Linked DNA regions of Homo sapiens: region 2 is linked to region 1. Evidence: chromatin loops called from intact Hi-C (ENCODE). Cell type or tissue: OCI-LY7. All regions are shown on one strand.

Region 1 (8,000 bases):
TAGGGAACTCTCCAGGAGACTGTAGGTGCAGGCTGGGAGAGAGAAGGCAGCGTAGCGGGAGTGGGGACCGTCGGCATTGGCGGCACTTCTTTATGTAACTTGTGCCTTTAGGGCCTACTTAGGCCCAGACATGTACCACTTCCATTTGATGATGGAATGCTGCTGTGCACACCCAACTTTCTGGCTTGGTGGGTCGGAAAACATTCAGTTCATGATGGGCAACTCAGGTCCCATGGTAACTTGGTGGTCCATGTTTCAGCATTCAATCCCTACTAAAGCCCCATAGTGGGTCAAGAGCTGTTTCTCAAAGGCAGTTGTTACCCACAAGGATGGCAGGGCGTTGCCCCAACATCCTAAGGGCCTGTGCTGCAGTTCACCTTGAGAGGAACCTGCCAAAGGCTCCACACAGCATGCGTCTCTGCCTCTGCCCTTTCAGACACCCTTGGATCTGCTGGGTCATGTGGCCCAGGAGGCAGAGCAGCCTGCACAGAGCCTGGAGCTGCCGCAGAGCCTTCCCTCCTTCTGGGCTGTACTCAAAACCAGCAGCTTTTCAGGCCGCTCAGTAAACCAGCTGGAGCAACACACGCAAATGAGAAATGTGTTGTCTTCGAAGTCCAGAGAGGCCTGCTAGATGTTATGCCTCTTTTTTGATGCAGGAGGCGCCAGATTCAACAATTTATCCTTCACCTTAGAAAGGATATCTCCATATACCCTACAACACTGGACCCCTAGAAATTTCACTGAGATAGAAGGCCCCTAAATTTTTGTCAGATTTATTTCCCACTTTTTGACACACAAATGTCTTACCAATAAGTTTAGAGTGGTTGTTAACTTCTCACTCACTAGTTACAATCAGCAAAATATCGTCAACATAATGGGCCAGTGTGATATTAATATCCTATGGAAGGGAAAGGTGATCAAGATTTCTGTGAACTAAATTATAATACAGGGCTACAGAATTTATATACCCTTGACGTAGGGCAGTGAAGGCGTATTGCTGGCCTTGTCAGCTGAAAGCAAACTGCTTCTAGTGGTCTTTACTAACAGGGACAGAGAGAAAAGCATTTGCCAGATCAGTAGCTGCATACCAGATAGGTGGCATGTTAATTTGTTCAGGCAATGAAGCCACATCTGGTACAGCAGCTGTAATTGGACTCACCACCTAGTTAAGCTTAACGATAATCTTCTGTTATTCTGGAAGCTCTGTCTGTCTTCTGCACAGACCAGATAAGAATCGAATGGGGGTGTAGTGGGAATCCCCACCCCTGCATCTTTCAAGTCCTCGACGGTGGCAGTAATCTCTGAAATCCCTCTAAGAATGCAGTATTGGTTTTGGTTTACTGTTTTCCCAGGTAGATGCAGTTCTAGTAGCTTCCACTTGGTCTTTCCCACCATAATAGCCCTCACTCCACAGGTCAGGAAATCAGTATGGGGATTCTGCTAGCCATTCCATTCCATTAATTGCCTTCTGGAAGAGAGGAGACAACCACAGGATGGGTTCAGGGACCCGCTCTGAGTTGGGCCTCTGCTAAAATTCCACTGATTACCTGACCTCCATAAGCCCCTACTCTGACTGGAGAGCCACAGGGAAGGTCTCCTAGGATCAGTGTCAGTTCAGAGCCAGTGTCCAGAAGTTCACGAACGGTCTGGTTATTTCCTTTTCCCCAGAGCACAGTTATATCACTAATATTCATTTGTCAATCTGTCATTTACAGTTTTGTGACATTTATGGGATTCTGTGAGTACTCAGAAAATGTTCAGATTCCTTTAATCTCCCATGGAGCATCTGTTCTAGTACTTTCATGTTGAAAGTGTTCAATAAATATTGATTGATTGAAGGAATAAAAGTCATTATAATTATATCATTAGGAATATTTTGGCAAAAGTGAATTTGAAAGGAAATTTAATGGCTTATTTTATAAAATTGTCAGTATGGATGTTTTTGATTGTGCCTTTAATGTGTAAATCACATATGGATTAGAGGCTAAATGTGTTGATAATGCTTTTTTTTGTATGTGCAAATATATTTAGTTTGGCTTAAATATAGTGTTTGGATTTTGGATACAGGTTTGAGATGTTATGTGTTAACCATATTACCTTGGAATGCTACTTTACTTTTCTGGGCAAGAATTTTGTAACACAAATAAAATAATAACCTTAGTAAACTGTGTCATGTAAGCAAGATGTATCTCTGTCTGCAGTGAGAAAATAGCTTGAAAAATGTGATACAGAAAAATGACATTGGAGCATTGGAGTTAGGAGACCTGATGATGATCCTCTGGCCTCTGGGTTTTGGCTGGTGGTTGTCATCACTTGTCAGCTTGATGCTGTGAGATGTGTTCTGTCATTCACACAGTGTGGGTCCATGACATGCCAGCAACTGTAGTTTGTTGTAGGATAGGGCAGAGATGACAAATTAAAATGGTAGTGTAAGTTCTTTTTGTTGTTAAAATAGGAAAAAGGGTTAAAAAATGGACCGAAAAAATAAAGTATCCACTTCTATACATTTTCTATATCTTGTGTACTGTTAAAAAATTAATAGGAAAATATGAAACTCTTCATTTCCATAAGTTGAAAAACAATGATACAGCTGCTTTGTGGGTTTTCCTTTTGGGGGTGATAAAAATGTTTCGGAGTTAGGTAAAGGTGGTGGTTGCACACCATTGCAAATGAACAGTTCAGTGCAAATGCCACTGAATTGTTCACTTTAAAATCGCTAATTTTAAGTAATGTGAGTTTAATATCAAAATAAGAGCTAAATAACAATAAAAATTTGGAAGATAGGAAAATGATGGAGTTAGATTGTACCCTTAAATAAAACCAGGAAATAATTCTTCAGTTTTTGAGTGATTTTTCCCCAGTGGGGCCCAATTTTGGCTAAGCTGTCCACTCACTTATGACCAGAGATAGAGACAAAACAAACATTTGTGACATGAATGCCCAGTTTGAGATTGTCTGTTAAAATATAACCACAATGAATCCGACAAGTCACTGCAAGGACTGTGTGCTTTATTTTGATTTGTCATCAGGAATAGGCGATACACTGTTTGGACATCATGAAGGAACAATGCAAAATCCATCCTTTTAAAATTCATTTTTAAGTTCCATAGAAGATCCAAAAAACCAGACTTTTAGAGTATAAGCAGTCAAACTTAAGAAAATATTATATTTACTTATGAATAGATGCTAAGTCAAAAGTAAGTCCCTAATAAATTTTAATGTACTGTTGTTCACTAAATGTTCCTAGTCATTTGGGCTCAGTAGTTCAGTCATTTATCATAATGTGTATCAAGATAGTTACTGGATATTGAGGTATTGTTTATAACATTACAAATAGAAAAATCCTAGTGTTTGGGATAGGAAATTAATCATATCTTGTCGATCCAAACAGTGGAGTGCTTTTCTGGACATTATAGATGATAATGTAGGTATTTGTTGATATACAGAGATACCAGAAAAAAGCCCATATTTACGATCCAATGCCTATTTTGTAAAAAGAAAAAAGAGTACATGTGTAGGTAGCTGCATCAAAAAATACCTGGAAGGGTAAATACAAAGAGTTTAACTTTTTGTAGGATTTTATGATATGCATTTTTTTTTGGTATTTACATTGCATTTGGTGTTTGCATTTATACAATGGACATATTATTTGTTTTTTAAGAAAAAAGTTATGTGAAGATAAAAAGTCCCACATTTCATTGGTAGTTGTTATTTATTTTTCTTCTAAGTAAATAAGCAGAGGCTATTCTAATTCTGAAGTTCTCTCTCTGTCTGTCTCTGTCTCTCTGTCTGTCTCTGTCTCTCTCTCTCTCTCTCTCTCTGTCTCTTTTTACCCCAAATCAACAGTGGCTAATAATTCTGAAGTCCTCACACTACTTGAAAACAGACTGTAATCTCTTTTCTAAGCCTTATGCTTTGTTGGTAGAATTTTTAAAAATTGTGTAAATTGCTTTTTGATAATTGGATTAGATCTTTAATTCTACTGAAATATTGAACTTTTGTCATTTTGGAAATTATTGAGTATGGCTGAACTCTGATTAATTTTTTAATTTAAATTCATGAAGGCTTTTGTCTATGTGAGGAAAAATGATAAATTATTTCCTCTATAGTATTGTATATTGTAGTTTGAAATATTTTGTAACTCCAGCAGATGGAGCTAGAAGTTAATGCATCCTATGGTGATCTGGAAATTCAGTCTTGTTTTGTTTTATTTTAAACCACAGTTAAATAACTTTAAATTCAAATACCTTTTCTGGGGATGGGCATTGGATATCTTTCAAATAGGTTTCTGTTATAGTGTTGCTGAATTTTTTAGGGTTTGACTACTATATGGAAATATGTAATTTTACCTTTCTAAAGCAGAGCGATTTGATTAATATTTATTTTACAAATTAATATGAAATAATGTATAATGAAATATATGTGTTGGCCCTAACAGTAATTTTTAAGAATGATTTATCAAAATTATAGAATATTATTAAGGAATATGTATGTGTGTATGTTGATGTATATTTATAAAATGTTAGAAATTTACTAAGCTTTGCAAAATTGCCAAGAATGTAATTACTACTTAGCAATATATCTTAGATACATTATTATGTCTATGTATTAGATGTTCTTCTCATAGTATTTTTACTTTCTTATATATTGCAAATTGTATTAGATTAGCGTAAGTTGAGTCTGAAATTTTCACATTTATTTATTCTGGCTAATAAACTTATTATTTTGCATTTAATTACCTAGGTTGAAAAAAGCTGGTTGATCAGTACATGAAACAGGCATCTAATTTCTTGACAAACTAAATTAACTGGTATTTGGAACCCTTCTTGATTCAGGGTACTGAATCGTTTTCTTCAGTTGTCCAACAGACATTACTCCTTGTTTGATCTACTGATAAAGATTTCTTCACCCCGTCTCCCATCACTACTAAAAATACAAACGTTAGCCTGGTGTGATGGTGCGTGTCTATAATCCCAGATGCTCGGGAGGCTGAGGCACAAGAATCACTTGAACCTGAGAGGTGGAGGCTGCAGTGAGCCAAGATTGCACCACTGCACTCCAGCCTGGGCAGCAGAGTGAGACTCTGTCTCCAAAAAGAGAAAAGAAAAAAGGAAGAAAGAAAAAAAAATATTTTTTTCATTTAGCTTTTGATAAACTATCTTTGTTTTAATAAAAGTAAGTGTATTGGTTAGTCAGAAGAGATACTTTTTAGTGATTTGTGAGCATTGCCTAAGGCAAAGTTTTATTTTTTTAACTTTGACATCTAGAGAAGAATTTGAATTTTACTGTATAAAAGGGACATGTATGATTAGAAAGATAAATTCTGGAAGCATGTATGTTTATGGATCAATAACAATAGAAAGAGCCTTCTTTTATGCTCCAGAATTTATCTTTTTAATCATACATGTCCCTTTTATACAGTAAAATTCAAATTCTTCTCTGGATGTTAAAAGTTAGAAATAGATTTTAAACTTTTTTTCTTCTGAATATAAAAGCATAGTGGACCCTTAGTATTCGAGGATTTATATTCATGGTTACAACAATTTGAGAGCAATATTTGAGGCTCCCCAACACGTGGTAATTTGTAATTTTGCTGAGGCTAAAATCTAAACTGTGCACTCAGAGAAACTAGTAAGTAAAGTGAGCCACGTGGCTAATGAGTGAGCCTAGCTCAGCATCCCCATCTCAGTTTAGCTTTATTATTTTCTGCCCTTTTAATTCATTTTATGGGGGAAACTGTATGATACAGGGATGTGGGGAATTTTGAGTTTCACAAAGATGTTTAAATATATGCTTTGTGAATTTTAGAGGACTTTATATGCTTCTTACAGAAAACTTAGAATATCCAGACAAAAAAATCACGCACAGTTGTGCTACATTGATATTGTTAATTAGTTGGGGTATTTATTTGCAGTTGATTTTCTATGCCTGGTTTTTGTCATTGTCATTTTAAAATATTTTCAATAACACCTATGTATATAGGTTTTGCTGGTTAAATTTTTTTTTTTAGTGAAATTAATGAGAATAATTCTTTAAGGAAAGGGTTGAGAGCTAACTGTAGTTACAACCTGCATCATTTTGTTGTTGTTATATGGTCTAAATGCTGGTGTATGTCAGAACTTTTCAGTTTTTTTGTACTTTTTTTTTTTTTTTTTTTGAGACGGAGTTTCACTCTTGTTGCCTAGGCTGGAGTGCAATGGCATGATCTTGGCTCACCACAACCTCTTCTTCCCAGGTTCAAGCGATTCTCCTGCCTCAGCCTCCCGAATAGCTGGGATTATAGGCGTGTGCCACCATGCCTGGCTAATTTTGTATTTTTAATAGAGATGGGGTTTTTCCATATTGGTCAGGGTGGTCTCGAGCTCTCAACCTCAGGTAATCTGCCTGCCTTGGCCTCCTAAAGTGATGGGATTACAGGTGTGAACCACCGCGCTTGGCCTTGTACCATTTTTATGATGTTGAGACAGGGCAGGGAAGAGGCACTGACATTTGTTTAACATATTGGGTGTTAATTTATCTTCTGTTCTTCATAAGAGCCCTGTGAATTATAGCCTATTGCATACCTGAGGAAACTGGGTGACAGAGTTGCAGTCCCTCTTCAAGGTCACGTATTTGTGATAGGTGCAAATCCAGGCTGTTAGACGTAAAGTGCTACGCACTTAGCTATCTGCCATTGAGAACTGGTGAGGTTTTAAAAATCACAAATTGTGTGAATACCTTGATTTTGTTAGAGTACATTATAGTACACTAAATAGATCTAATATATTCAATATTTTACTGAAATTAGATTTTTAAAAACCTTTCTGTAGTTGAAAGATGTCCTGGTGTTTTAAGAAGCCTTGCTTGTACATGTACACACCTACATGTAAACAACTGAGAAAACAAATGCAGACATGTTTTGTTCCATTTTACAAAACTGATTGCAGGCTCAGTTAAGCATTTTGTTTTATGTTGATAGAATTAATGGAATATCATATTCATTATTTCCCTTAGTAAAATCTTACTAAACTAATATATTCTTTTTGGCAGATAATATTAAGAAAACTCAAAACATTGTTCCTTTTTCACCCAGAATGTTAAGTATGAGACATTATTCAGTCATATGTAGAAAGAAAAAGAGATCTGGGATTTAATCCCAGGGCTACCATTTGTAAGTTGTGGAATTTGTGAGGAATTTATTGAGTCTCTTTTAAGAAAAAGTTCAGTTTATGGGTGCGTTGGCTAAGGGGATCTTAGGTTCTCTTCTGCTCTGTATCTTATTCTTGGTGCACTAAAATAAGAGCAAGGTTTTATTTATTTTGAACAGATTTTAATTTTAGATTCTTACAATTGTATCTGTTCTGCTTAAGTATTGAAATAAATATGTATTTTAGTTCGTTAGAGGAAAGAGGTTATTTCAGTCTAAAACAATTCTTTGTCTGGAAAAGATAAAAAAAAACTAGGACTTTTTTTCTTCAAGAGATGGTGTTTTTTCTGAATGTGGATTCAAAGTAGCAGGTATTGAACAGTGTAAAGGAACTTAACCAAAGTGAGGCTTTGCAATTATTTCATTATTATTTTAAAATTTTCTAATACAACATCATTTGAGTAGACTTTATTTTCTGAGTGTATCAAAGAACATAATAGAAAGAATGTGGGAAAAGGAGAAAAAGAATAAGCTTGATGATATCTGTGAAGCATCTTGGAGGCCCACTGTAGAAATGTATACTGGAATAGTTAGGTTTTAGGAATTTGGGGCAAGAGAATGAAGAGAACGTATATTTCACAATAGGGAGCAGTATTCCATCTAGTAAGAGAAAACTAAGACATAGGAGTTGAGGCTTACTCTTTTAGTAATAAACAGACTTTGTTTTGTTGTTGAGTTGTATGTTGAGAGAATTAAACAAGGGGCAAGGATATCAATAAGTATTTGGGGAGGCCAACTTGAAATAGAGTAGGTAACTACAGTTTTAAAACATTTTTTCTATGATCAGCAAATCCATTAGGATAGATAGGTAGTG
Region 2 (8,000 bases), 170 kb after region 1:
GTACTGGGTTGAATTGTGTCATCTCAAAATTCTTATTCACCTGGAACCTCTGGATGTTGACCTTATTTGGAAATAGGGTCTTTGCAGATGTAGTTAAGATGAGGTCATACTGGTTTAAAGTTGGCTGTACATCCTATGAATGGTATCCTTATAAGAAGAGGAAAGGGAGAGTACAATCACACCTAGAGAAGAAGGTTTTGTGAAGTCAGAGGCAGAGATTGGAGTGACGCTGCCACAAGCTAAGCAATGCCAGGAACCACCAGGGAAAGGTAAGTTAGGATTCTTCTGTAGAACCCTGCCAACAGCGCCATTTTGGACTTCTGGCCTCCAGGACACTGAGAGAATACATTTCTTTTGTTTTAACCCACCCAGTTTGTACTAATTGCTTGTGGCAGCACTGGGAAACGAATATCCTTAAAAACAGCATTTACAATTATAAGTGCATAATACATCTCCTTTTATTAATTAGAAGAAATGGAATTGATTTGCATGCCTTTATTTACAGGCACAAACTTGTAGCAATACCATACACAGTAAGAATGTGTGTGAAGTTGCATGCTATATGCATCCCACCTATCATAAAGAATTTCAATCAGCCATGACGGAGGTAAGGCTGACTTATTTCTATAGAGAATGACATTACAGAATTATTGTCACATGAAAATATGATCAAAGAGTATCTAGCAATCAAAAGAGATGGAAAAAGTATTACAGAGATATTTCAGGCAGCTAACTAATACAAAATATTATGCTATTTTTATTGATTTTTGTTTGGGATACATTTCATGTTGTTTTGAAATTCCTGATTTGTTGCAAGTTTTGGTCTTACTCTAAATACATATTCACACTTGCAAAAAGAAAATATTATCGTATGTTCTTAACCCCAAATGTTAACCTTTTATATAACCCTGGTACAAAGATCAAAACCACAAAATTAATGTTGCTATAATCTATCAATTAGCCTACATGCCTTCTGCAGATCTGGTTCTCTGTCACACTGATGTCTTTTTTCTGAACTAGGATCTGATCCAGGATCACAGATTGCACTTGCAGCTATGTCCCCTGGGTCTCCTGTAATCTGGAACAGTTGCTAGGTCTTCATTTGCTTCTGTTGACTTGATACTTTTGAAGAGTACTAGCCAGGAACTGTGTGGAATGTCTTTCACTTGGACTGGTCTGAGGTTTCCTCATGATTAAATTCAGATATACATTTTGGTAAGAATGCCACAGAAGTGATGTTGTACCTTTCAGCAGGAGACACATGATGCTGGCCCGTGCGTTACTGCTGACCTAACTAGGATTACTTGGTTCAGGTGCTGCTTGCCAAGCGTTACAACTGTACAGCTGAAGTAATTGTGAAGTTATTGTTTTTCTCCCTGCCATGTACTTGCATCTCTGGAGAAACTACCTCAATATTCTGTGTCTGTACGTAAATTTTTCTCATTCCTAATTTCAGTATTGATGATCATTACTGTGGTGTTTGCCAAAGGTGATTTTCTATCCCCGTCTACTATCCTTATGAGTTATATTCATTCTACTATAAGGGATTTTTCTTTTCCATCATTTATTTACTCAATTATTTATTTTTATCAATGTGAATCAATAGATATTTCTTTTGTTCTCCCATTTTTACTTATTCTACTTACCATTACTATCTTTACCTTCTTGCTCTAATGGTCCCCTATCATTTTTAAACTTCAATACATACATACCTTCAATACATACACACCTCTCTGTATAATTATAAATAAGTTATTTCTGTAACATAAAAAATTATACTATTAATCTCAATAGATTTTTTTAGCCCTAATAAGCCAAAAGATGAATGACTACGTCAGCTTACCCAAAGTCAACGGCGGCGGTTTGGGATCAAGAACATATTCTTTTTCTGAGTCTTCTAGTTTGGGGCACTGTGTAGTTTTTTTAAGTCCAGTATCTATTATTGCCTTTGTATCTCTTTTTAGAGATTTGTTCTCTTTCTTTTGTACTTGTGTCTTAGAATGATCTGCAACTGAAAGATTTCGAAGTTGAAGATCATGTAAAATGTGATCTTGTAAAGCAACTGCATTGACTGCCAAGTTATCTTTCTTAGATGAGTGACCCTAAAAAGTAGGAAAAAAGTCATATTTAGAGGAGTATTATGTAATATATCATTTAGAAGAGAACTGAGGCTTCAATACTCAACCTTGATGGCACATACAACCAAATCAAATAGTAAGGAATGCTTGACTCATTGTTACCTAAGTAGGAGCAGACCCTTGTCTCAGCATTTATGTTAACAATACAGGAATATCTTTTCATTTAATTATGAAAGCCTTAATTATAATATGAATAAATTCATTATGACCCATAAACCTGTGCATGCCTAAACAAACCCACGCTGCTTCACTATAATTAAATTAGACTCCAGGCAACTACTAAGGAGACTCCTGCCATTTCAGCTTATGCCTTTTTGTGAAAACTTAATAATTTCCTGTGCAGAATAAAAATCACCAAACAGCTAAGAGATGCTTGCAGTAAATATCGCCAGAGATTGTTTTTCCATTGGCTTGTCCACTGCCCCATGCGACACTTGGCATCGCCCATTCCTGCTGACAATTCCTAGTTCAAGCAGGGTTTGCAAACTAGTTTTTATACTCTCAAATGGCTGAATTAAAATACATTTCATGAGTCAAATAACGTGTATGTTTAAGAAAAGAATAGCGTACCTTATTTTTTAACATGCCGAATTAGGAAAAGTTGTTGCTTGGCTATCACAAATTCTATCATCACATCCTATCACCTTCCTTCTATTCTTCTGCTGCAAAGACGTGGTCAACAGAAAGTCAAAGTTACAGTGCACAGAAAAACCATGAAGTTTGTGAGGATGCTCTGTAAGAGTCTAACAGATCCTGAAGCAGCAGGAATGCCTGCTACAGGGTGGCACTAAGCTACACATTCTGGTTCTGGAGGAAGGGGGTGAACTCAAGTCAGTTATGCTTCGACTCATCCCTGTCCTCAAATAGTTCACCCCTGAGCTCCTGAGGACACATTAATACAAATGGTTAATTACTATGAATTAATCCATTGCTAAATATAACATGATACATAAGTACTACAAAACTTCAGGCTAACACTGGAGACTTGGAAAAACCAGTTAAACTGGCATTTGAAAGATACACAGAGGGAAATGAAGATGGCACATTACAGGTAGGAGGAAAGAACTGGCAGGCTGGAAATCAGCATGATATGCTTATTTTGGGGAGAAAGGGAACAATGAAGAAACTGGAACGCAAGAGGAACACTGGCTAACTTCAGTCTGTCCAGAACACAGAAGTACAGAATATGGGGACAGACCAACTTGAGTTCCAATTGAACTCTACCGCTTTGCTGCGCAAGATACTGGACACAGCTGAGCCCCAGGCTCCTCATCTATAAAGCAGGTATAATAACGCTGGCTTTGCAGGGTTGCCGCAAGGATTAATGAGACAACCTTTGAAGTATCTAAAGTAGGTCTTTTCACACAGAACTTACTCTTGTTATTCTTGCTTCAATTCCCTTCAAAGCTGGTGGAATAATTTGGAATTGGCCCTTTTAGATTTTGGACATGGTGTATTTTATGAAGACAGATGTATTCAAAATATACTGTGATGAGGAGAAATAGAAAGTTATTCAAGTAATCTAGGAACTGGCACAGAAGGCCCTTGAACATATTTCTTCTAATGTTGTTTCCCTATAACGCTGATGAGAAAAAAAATTGATCCCCAGCAGGGGCCACTGTCTGTTTGGAGTTTGCACGTCCTCCCCATGTGCTGTGGGTTTCCTCCAGGTACCCCGGGTTCCTCCCACATCCCAAAGCTGTGCACGTGAGGCTCACTGGGGCGTCCCCGTCTGAGTGAGTGTGAGTGTGCCCTGCCATGGGATGCCGTCCTCTCCAGGACTGTTGCCCGCCTTGGTCCTGAGCTGCCTGGATGGGCTCAGCCCCCTGCCACCCTGAACTGGAATAAGCAGGTTGGAAAATGAAAGGATACAAATTATTGTCAAATAAAAACTCGTAAAGCATACGGTATTCACACAGAGATGCAGGACAATACCCGATGCAGTAAGAAAGGCCCAGCGGGCTGAGAAGTGGCTCCTGTTTGTTTTGAAACTGCATGGTAGGGGGAGGTGCTTCAGAGCTTTGGCTTGGCCAACATTATCTTTAACACAGCCCCTCCACAACCCGGTCACTCATGGATTCACCAGAAATTGGGTAATGATATTTCTTAAATGTAGAGCTCATATGTACTTCAGTGTTTCATATTAGAAGTGCTTTGGTCTTTATTTAGAAGTTTGGCGATGTTTTTGTGACCAGGAATGTGCTGTGGGAACTTTCCTCTTATTTATATCAATTAACCTATGGTGAAACTGGTTTCCTTGTACACTGCATGGCTTAAAGCTCCAGTTTCTAAGAACCTATGGATGATGTTAAGTGAAGACTTACTGTGTTGAGGGCCTAACTCTAAAAATAGAAAGAAATTAATCCAAAATGTATTTCTAAGGACTAACACTTGTATTAAATTACTCCAACCGAAAGAACAAACTCACTAAGGCGTGAGTGGAGAGATAGAAAAGCACAGTGGAACCAAATCTCTGAGATATCCAGGGTTAGAAGTAAAAACGTCAGTCGCTGCTCAAGTCCTGGAGGCTTTGATGATGGTTCTTACTACAGCCCTTTTCTGTTCCCGTTCAATTCTGGCATCAAGAGATGTTTGAAATAAGTTCCACCCTGTATCTCATCAAGACAACTGAACTTGGAGAAATGGTGGAATTTAAAATACTGAAAGATCACTGCCAGAATTTTCTCAGTTCCTGCTTCCAAAATGCCTATAACCTGCAGAAGATACAGTTTGCATCACACTAAAAATGGTCCGGTCATAGCTGCAGTCTGCAATTTAATCTCAAGTTTCTACACAGTAGACCACTGTCATTAATATCAAGGTAAGAGCTTTTAAAACCTATACTCTCTTAAAGTCCTACGGTATCATTAAGTTTTAGAGTTTAAAATTCAGAATTTAAAGGTATTGAAAACCCTTCAAGTACCTACTCCAACTCCACTTTATAAATGAGAAAACCAAATACCAGGTGAGTCCTTCAATATATAATGAGCCTGCGGCACTGGTAGGGTTAGAAACGTAACCCTTGCCCAGTATTGAAAGCTAAGATTAACAGGAACCCGTTGCTTTGTAAATCCCAGTATTAAACGCTCAAGAGGCAGAGCTTGGTGGCAAAAACGATCACTGGGGTGCCAAAGCGAGTAACCTCAGCTAATTAAACACGCTCAATAAAAATACACGAGACCAAGCCTACGACGTAAAGATGCAATCCTACGTAGGGTCTTGGTGTTATCTCCTGCCTTCTGAACCCCGCTGACCGTTTTCTGAGGTTCCACTCATGCAGGAAGCGCGCGGTGACGAGGCTCCAATTCCTCTCAAAGCTGACACCACCCTGCACCTGGGGCCCCTGATGGCAGCCGGTCCTACCGGGTTCTAAAATTACCGACGTGGGATCACTGTTCTAAGGCTTTAGGCAGCCGTAAATTCGTACCCCTCAGATAGAAGGAGCTGTGGAAACTAACCAGGACCCCGAGTCCCCCAAGGAGGCTGCGCGCCGCTACGGGACCCGACCTCGCCTCACAGCTGCGGCCATCGCCGGCCCGGCTCGGAGGAGGCGAAAGCGAGGCCGCGGACGGCCCTCACCCCGAATCCATGGACCCCGCCCGCCTGGCGGGCCACCCTTCTTTCCGTCCCTCCCCCGAAGCCTCTCCGTGCCTCGACTCCTCCGCGAACACCGGAACCCAGGGACGTCTGCCCCTTTTCCCTCAGGCAACTCCCTGGCCGCCCACCGTTGCCGTAGCAACGCCCGCCTCCGCGCTCGCTCCCCGCGGGCTTGCTCACCAGCCCTGCCCCGCCCCGCCCCATACTGCGCATGCTCGCCAGCCCCGCCCGGCCCACATTGCGCATGCTTGCCAACCACGCCCTGTCCACACCACACTGCGCATGCTCGCCGGCCCCCGCCCCGCGCACGGCGTCAGCGTCTAGACGCAGGTGCGTTCCCGTCGAGGCTCGCGCAGCGGGCGTTTTTGGGGATCGCCTGGCGGGGGTGTTCGGGAGCCGCGGGCTGAAGCACGGGGGCGTGCAGGCGCCCAGGCCTCGTGTAGTGAGGGCCGAGCCCCGCGCCGGCTTCGCTGTAGTCCGCAGCCCCCGGCGGCTTTGTGGGCGCAGCCACGCTCCTCAGCCGCCCGCCCACCTGGGCCTGGGCCCCGGTTGTTTCCCTGCGGTGGCTGTGGTCGTTCCCGTTCCAGGGTCTCGAGCGCACCGCCCCTTCGCTGCGCTGTTAGTCGAGGGCAGTTTTCTGGGGGATCCCCCGATCCCCCCGCGCCGCTCAGGCGTCTTGGCTCGCGGAAGCGCAGGCGCCGACTGCCTGGCGTCGTCCGTGACTCCTGGCCCTTCTCTGTGGATCCCTTTGCTTCTCGTTGCGGGTTGTGTTTCCTGCTTCGTGGGCCTGGCCGTTTGCGTTTGGATGCAGGCCCGGGTGAGCCCTGCGTGGCCCGCTGGCCTTTTCCTGCTCCCTAGGTGACTGAGCCGCGTGTGTGACACATCGGAGTGAATTGAGGCAACGCGTTCCTTTCCAGGCTTGCAGCGGGCGGTGTCGTTCACGCTCCTGAGCAGAGCCTTCCGGTGCTTTACTCGACGCCACAAATAGTGCAGGGTTCCTCCCAGGGGCTGTCGCGAGCTAGAACTCTTCCCCGCCCCTGTGAGCTCGGGCTGTTCTTCCTCCTCCGCGTGGCTCACTCCAGCCTCGGATGTTTCCTCGCTGCACAGACCTGCTCGGGAAGACTCGAGAAGGCCACCCCAGGACTCCAGCTCTCCCCGGAAGGGCTTCCCCTCGGATTGCGTCTTGGCCCCTGGAACCCTCCCTCTGTATCCTCTGCTGTTCCTCTCTTGGCCTCCATTTGGGTTGTGGCCTGGATACTCTGGCTCGCTGCTTCCCTTCTCTTAAGGATCACAGCCCTGCACTGCCTGTCGTCCGGTGCCTGGAAACCATTGTATTTTTTGGTCTGATTTTGTAGTTGTTTGAGAACTTAAGTCTGGTCCCTCACACTCCATGCCCAGAAGCAGAAATGAGTAAAGTTTGTTTTATCTTTTCTTAATATGACAATTATTGTGTTGGTTCAACTTATGTTGTACTTTAATTAGAAGAAATTTGGCCGAAAATACAAGGAAAATATACAAATGCAAGTAATTTTTTTTAAACTTCCCTGAAAGCAGGGTCTAAAGAAATTACCAACCAACTTAGACTGGATCTAGAAGAAAAGGAAGGGTCTTTGCAGTCTTAGGACTCTTCCGTTCCGCGACGTAGGTGTTAGGATAACAGCCATAAATGGTTGTAAGACTTTGGGCTCAGATAAGTAGACTTAAGTTCAAATTTTGACTTATTTTACAAGTGTGTGATTTTTGGCAAGCTCATCTTCCTAAACCATGAGCTCCTTATTTGTAAAGGGGACATTAGCCACTCTCCAGCAACAGCCCTGGTACTTCTTCAGTCCTGGGATGGGACGTATGATTAGCCTAAGCGAACCAGAAAATCCAGGCCCGTGACCAGTGACTTGATCAGGGCTGGCGATATATCTAGGTAGGCCAACCAGGTGGACTCAGTATTTTTGTGGGTGCTACTGGAAAATTTATTTAATTCTAACTGAATGTAGAAACAGCAACAGACATGAAATGGCAGTTGTATTGCTGTCTTATCATGAGGTGAGGGCCTGAAGCTATGGTAGCCACCCTGTGAACCTTGGAAGGAGGGTTCTACAGGAACTGGCAGAGCTGAGACTGGGACGCAACCCATGTCCTGGTGACGTATTTGAGTCCTGAGGCTGGCCCTCCTGTTAGTCTTTTCTCTTACTGGCTTCAGCCAGATGGGGTCTGGTTTTCTGTTACTTGCAACAGGAAAAATTGGAATGATATCTATGCATGCTATTA

What was found. Peaks named below come from ENCODE experiments on the same cell type or tissue, not always from the same donor. Only the 100,000 strongest peaks of a DNase experiment are listed, where the experiment ranks them.
Region 2: it touches region 1 in a loop (2.3-fold over the local background); 10 of 110 quality-filtered maps call a loop at or near these places.

What each region holds. Positions count from the first base shown.
Region 1 is chr7:156,813,314-156,821,313 of GRCh38, reverse strand. All of the region lies in intron 4 of LMBR1 (limb development membrane protein 1), which reads left to right. Among named protein-coding and RNA genes, the nearest start is that of LMBR1, 76 kb to the left of the region's middle. RefSeq lists an enhancer at 126-626. In OCI-LY7, CTCF peaks have their summits at 678 and 4,125 (motif pointing right); a DNase peak (open chromatin) is centred at 4,153.
Region 2 is chr7:156,638,601-156,646,600 of GRCh38, reverse strand. It overlaps RNF32 (ring finger protein 32), which reads right to left and starts at 5,827. Exons shown (of 9, transcript NM_030936.4): 1 at 5,790-5,827; 2 at 2,709-2,800; 3 at 1,844-2,102. The coding sequence starts at 2,723. It overlaps RNF32-DT (RNF32 divergent transcript), which reads left to right and starts at 6,066. Exons shown (of 4, transcript NR_026865.2): 1 at 6,066-7,653. RefSeq lists a silencer at 5,927-6,236 and an enhancer at 5,805-6,396. In OCI-LY7, a CTCF peak has its summit at 3,766 (motif pointing right); DNase peaks (open chromatin) are centred at 5,450 and 5,950; H3K4me3 peaks cover 2,633 bases; H3K27ac peaks cover 787 bases.